2 separate regions of the Homo sapiens genome follow, and region 1 is linked to region 2. A link is an interaction called in ENCODE POLR2A ChIA-PET data of the cell type or tissue named here. Cell type or tissue: Panc1. All regions are shown on one strand. Each heading gives the region's core, and the rest is flanking DNA. Links, peaks and the distances in the headings are about the cores only. Region 1 overlaps PLAC1 (placenta enriched 1). Region 2 has its middle 21 kb from the start of MIR450B.

Evidence for each region. Peaks named below come from ENCODE experiments on the same cell type or tissue, not always from the same donor. Only the 100,000 strongest peaks of a DNase experiment are listed, where the experiment ranks them.
Region 1: POLR2A ChIA-PET joins it to region 2 with 11 read pairs; 4 of 35 experiments call an interaction of 5 or more read pairs at or near these places.

Annotation. Positions count from the first base shown.
Region 1 is chrX:134,576,687-134,579,607 of GRCh38, forward strand. The region is part of intron 2 of PLAC1 (placenta enriched 1); the gene reads right to left. Among named protein-coding and RNA genes, the nearest start is that of LINC00629, 28 kb to the left of the region's middle. In Panc1, for the core only: no CTCF peak of the experiment used is centred there; a DNase peak (open chromatin) is centred at 1,365; H3K27ac peaks cover 1,527 bases.
Region 2 is chrX:134,517,596-134,520,516 of GRCh38, forward strand. No RefSeq gene overlaps it. Among named protein-coding and RNA genes, the nearest start is that of MIR450B, 21 kb to the right of the region's middle. In Panc1, for the core only: no CTCF peak of the experiment used is centred there; no DNase peak of the experiment used is centred there.

The DNA of each region.
Region 1 (2,921 bases), core at 217-2,716, 59 kb after region 2:
TTATGTCTTTACAAAAGGGGAAAATGTGGACACAGAGACAGACACACACAGAGGTAAGACAATGTGAGACATGTAGGAAGAAGGCGGCCATGTGCATCACTCCAATGATGTGCCTGCAACCCCAGGAACGTCAAGAATTGTCAGCAAATACCAGAACTAGAAGAGGCTTCTCTAGAGCCGTCACACAATATGGCCCTGCTGACACCTTGATTTTGAACTTCCAGCCCCCAGAGCTGTAAGACAATACATTTTTTGTTGTTTTAAGCCACCCAGTTTGTGTACAGCAGCCCTAGCAAACTAACAATTATATCTTCCCAACAAATGGAACAGACACACATGCCTCCTTTCTGAGATAGGAGCCTGCAATTATTAATGTTCTGACTCTGTGTTTTGTTACAATCTTAAATTCCATTTAGAATTAGAAATATGATGAAGCAACAAGGAATAGAGACAAAAACTTAGAAAGAAAGGGGCCAGTTAAAAGTGGTATTGGTGCTGATATTTGATGCCTACAGGAGAAACTGAACTAGAATTGCAGTGTAATATCAGGGAGACGTTCCCAACTATAAAAGTTGTCCAAAAATGGATGGAGAAACCTAGAGTGAAACTAAGATCTCTTTGTTCCCTGTAGGCATTCAGTTAGAGGCTGGCTGTCCACTTGTTGGGGTCACTGGAGAGGGAGATCCTGTCCTACGTCAGAGGCTAGAGTAGATGATCTTTGGCCGGGTGCAGTGGCTCACGCCTGTAATCTCAGCACTTTGGGAGGCCAAGGCGGGCGTATCACCTAAGGTCAGGAGCTCAAGACCAGCCTGGCCAACATGGTGAAGCCCCGTCTCCACTAAAAATGCAAAAATTAGCTGGGCGTGGTGGCGCATGCCTGTAGTCCCAGCTACTCTGGAGGCTGAGGCAGGAGAATCGCTTGAACTGGGGGGCAGAGGTTGCAGTGAGCTGAGGTCGCGCCACTGCACTCCAGCCTGGGCAACAGAGAGAGAGACTCCACCAAAGAAAAAAAAAAGATGGTGTTTAAGGTTCTATCACAGAATGCCTCATGTGTGCATGCATGCGTGTGTGTGTGTGTGTGTGTGTGTGTGTGTGTGTGTAGTGGAGGGATAGATTAGCACATGTATTATGAACAAATGCATGCATGGGAACACACACACATACATACATCATGCACACATACAGAGGTTATTTATGTAGGTCTTCTCTTGAAAGTCTTACAATGTCATTGATGCCTGAAGCCTCTAATCCTGAGATACGGAAGATTATATAACATTTTCTAACAGGGACTTGACCTCTCAGCCAGGTTTTTGTTGTGACTGGATGTGACTGTGTATTGGTGGCAATTACAAGGGGAAGGTGGCAGGGGAGAAGGGAGGGCAGGTCATGATATAGAGGAAAATACTCAGAATGATTCTAAGTATTAGTCATTAAGAAAACAAACCAGCTGGGCGCAGTGGCTCACGCCTGTAATCCCAGCACTTTGGGAGGCCCAGGTGGGCGGATCACAAGGTCAGGAGATGGAGACCATCCTGGCTAACACGGTGAAACCCCGTCTCTACTAAAAATACAAAAAATTAGCCAGGCGTGGTGGCGGGCGCCTGTAGTCCCAGCTACTTGGGAGGCTGAGGCAGGAGAATGGCGTGAACCCGGGAGGCAGAACTTGCAGTGAGCCGAGATCGCACCACTGCACTCCAGCCTGAGTGACAGAGCAAGACTCTGTCTCAAAAAAAAAAAAAAAAAGAAAAGAAAAAAAAACTCAGAATGGAGCTTACTGCCCAGCCCTAAAGCCTGGGGGTGGGGCAGTGGAAATGGTCTTTCTTTCTTTCTTTTTTTTTTTTTTTTTTTTTTGACATAGGGGTTTGCTCTTTGCCCAGGCTGGAGTGTAGTCGTGCAATCACAGTTTACTGCAGCCTCATCTCCTGGGCTCAAGCGATCCTCCTGCCTCAGCCTCCTGAGTAGCTGGGATCGCCTGGCTACTTTTTTTTTGAGGAAATGGTCTTTCTAAGCAGCATGGTCTCTGAAAGCCTGAACTGGGGGTTCATGTGATGCCTGTCTTTGGGGAATTTACAGGAGAGCTGATCAAGAGAGATAACAGGAGGGAGTTATCTACTGGGGTGGGGCTGGGGAAATCTCTAGACAAAAGATATCCAAATTAAAGCAAATTTCTTGCACCGAATTTAAAAGGTTGGGGCTCTGATCCTTGGAACTGCAGTCTATGGAGGCCCTGTCACAGTTATAGGGCAAATGTTCAAAGTAGAAATACTTTCTATTTCACCTAGAAAGTAGTAGTAGTGATGACTTTAAAAATATATATTTATGCTTCTTTGCAATGTCTTAAGTGATTACAGAAACCAGGGGTTCTAAAAAGCTTGTTTAAACGTGTATGGATTACATATGGCAACAAATCTCAAAATACAGCACTTTTGCTTTAATTTGGATATCTTTTGTCTAGAGATTCCCCAGCCCTACCCCAATAGAATGCACTCCCTCCTGTTATCCCTCTTGATCCTTGCAGCTCTCCTGTAAGGGCCCCAAAGACAGGCATCACATGTTAAAACTGTGGAAACGGGGGTCCCAGAAGGGCAGAGAGCCTTGGCCAAGATCAAGGTTAGATAAGTCAATCGGGGCCTCAGGCCTTTCCACCAGCCCACCTTGCTTCTCTGCCTTACAACTCAGAGAAAAATGGCCAGACATTACAATAAATTTAATCACCATGAAAGAAAAGGAAAGTCCTGAGGTGGCTTGGCTTCCGGACTATGGCTCTAAAACACTTGGGTGATTCTGCTTCAGTGTCTGATGGCTGAGTTTTTAGGAGAGGGGACAGAATCAACTTTAAAACTGAGCAAACCAAAGCATAGAGGGGCTGTGGGAGCAATTTCCCATGCATGACTCGGGGAAGCTGAGAGAAGCTCTAAGAT
Region 2 (2,921 bases), core at 171-2,670:
AAAAAAACAAAACTGCACTCTTTTATGTATTTTTATACTTTTGAAATGTTCTATAATATTTTTGAAATGTTCTATAATAAGAGAATATTGTGAAGACTTTATAGAAATACATTTGAGAACCTAAATAGAGTAAATTACTAGAATCAAACTAAGGAAAAAATGGAAAATCTGAAAAAAATGCAATAATCATTAAAGAGATTGAATTGTCATTTGAAAGTCTGTCCTCACAAAAGACCTCCTTCCTCTACTGTGGTCAGCATCTTTGGCATACATGAGATAAAATGTATGGTCCAGTCCAGCCTCTAAGCCTGTGCAATTCATTCAGTCATTCAGCAAATATCTATTGAATACTACGTATGGGCCAGGCACTCTTCTGGCTACCGGGGATACATAAGTGAACAACAACAACAACAACAACAACAAAGGAAAAATGTCTCTAATTTTGTGGCACTTAATATACAACAAATAATAATGAATAAGTGATATATAGTATGTTAGGAGGAGAACATTACTATGGAAAAATAGAGGAGGATAAAGGAGACTGAGAGGCAGAAGGATGGGCCAGTTTGTAATTTGAAAGGCAAGGTTGTAGGCAAGGTTCAGATTGGAACACTGAAACACGGATTTCCCACAGAAATGAACAGGTCTCCTTGGAGAGATGGCTAATTCAAGGTCTGGGTCAAGAAGTGTACAGGAAGAGCCTGGAACATTTTGTTGCACCAAAAAGATAAAACAGAACAAAACAAAACTCGGTTAATTAGTTACTGTTGGAAGATGCTAGCAAGCCAGTTCTTTAGTGATTTTTAAAAGACAGATAATTATAAGGAAACTTTTTAATAAACAAGCATTTATACTGTTTTCGACACAGACTACCACTGACTACTCAAATAATACATGAGGGGATATTTCTTTTTATGGAAGTATTCTGGCTAATAAGAAGAATAGAATTAATCACCAGTGGCTGCCAGCACCACAAAAAGAGATACAACTAGATCTTATGTGTTTTACAATTTTTTTATATTTGGGGGGCTGGTCTCTTATATGTCTCTTTTGGAGAAACAGCCCACCACCTGGATTCATCTCCTAGGGCTTCCATAACAAAGTACCATAAAATGAGTGTCTTAAAACAACACATGGCCGGGCACAGTGGCTCATGCCTATAATCCCAGCACTTTGGGAGGCCGAGGCGGGCAGATCACTTGAGGTTAGGAGTTTGAGACCAGCCTGGCCAACAAGGTGAAACCCCGTGTCTACTAAAAATACAAAAATTAGCCAGACATGGTGGCGGGCACCTGTAATCCCAGCTACTCAGGAGGCTGAGGCAGGAGAATCGCTTGAACCTGGGAGGCTGAGGTTGCAGTGAGGTGAGATCTCGCCATTGCACTCCAGCCTTGGCAACAGAGCGAGACTCCATCTCAAAAACAAACAAACAACAACAACAACAAAACACTCACGTTTATTCTCTCAAAGTTCTGGAGGCTAAAACTCTGAAATCAAGGTGTCAATAGAGCTGTGCTCCCTCCAAAGGCTTTAGGGGAGGATCCTTCCTTGCTTCCTCCTAGATTCTGGTGGTTTCTGGCAAGCTTTGATATTCTTTGGCTTATGACTGCATAATTACAACCTCTACCTCCATATTCATGTGGCCATCTTCCCTCTATGGGTGTCTGTGTCCAAATTTCCCTCTTATGGACACCAGTCATATTGGATTAGGCTTCCCCTAATCCAGTATGACCTCATCTTAACTTGATTACATCTACAAAGGCCCTATTTCCAAATAAGGTCACATTCACAGATTCCAGGTAGACATGAAATTTGGGTAACACTATTTAACCCAGTATACCACCTATGAAGTATTCTTTTTATTTTTCTCCTCAGCTTTTATTTTAAGTTCTGGGGTACATGTTTAGGACGTGCAGTTTGTTACATAAGTAAACGTGCCATGGTGGTTTGCTGCACAGATCAACCCATCACCTAGGTATTAAGCCCAGCATCCATTAGCTATTTTTTTCTGATGCTCTCCCACCACCCGCCCCGCCCCCGACAGGCCCCAGTGTGTGTTGTTCCCCTCCCTGTGTCCATGTGTTCTCATTGTTCAGCTCCCACCTATAAGTGAGAACATGCAGTGTTTGGTTTTCTGTTCCTGCATTTGTTTGCTGAGGATAACAGCTTCCAGCTCCATCCATGTCCCTGCAAAGGACATGATCTTCTTCTTCTTTTTTATGGCTGCATAGTATTCTGAAGTATTCTTGACAAAAAGAAAAAATCAACCTGAATCTATTCAAGCCTCTAGAGTCAACTAAAAATTTACAGAAAATACAGGAGACTGAGTAACGTGTTAAATGACATCACAGGGATGCAATTAGCCAACTCCAGACTATGGGAAACTCTACAGGACAAACTACCTGGTATCTTCAACAAATAAATTGCAGGGAATAAAGACATGATGGAGGAACCTAGACTAAAAGAGACTTAAAGATGAACCAGTAGCTATGTTTGGACCTCATTTGGATCCCAATTCAAACAAACTTTAAAATACACACCCATTTATGACACTTATGAGACAATTGGAGATTTGAACACTGACTTGAATATCCATTGATATTAAGGAATTATTTTTGAAAATGCGGAATAATACTAAGGCTATGGTTTTTTTTAGAGAGTCCTTATCTTTTAGAAACATATACTAAATTTGCAGATAAAAATGACTTGATGTTGGGGATTTGTTTCAAAATAATATGGGAGTTGGGGGATGTGGGTGCAGATATGGCTGTGACAAGATGGTTCATGGGCTGATAATTGTTGAAGCTGGGTGATGGGTACATGTGGGAGTTCATGATACTATATTTTTATGTGTTTCAATCTTTCCATAATAAAATTTTTTTTTAGAAAAAAGAAAGAAAGGAAAGAAGGAAAGAAAGAAA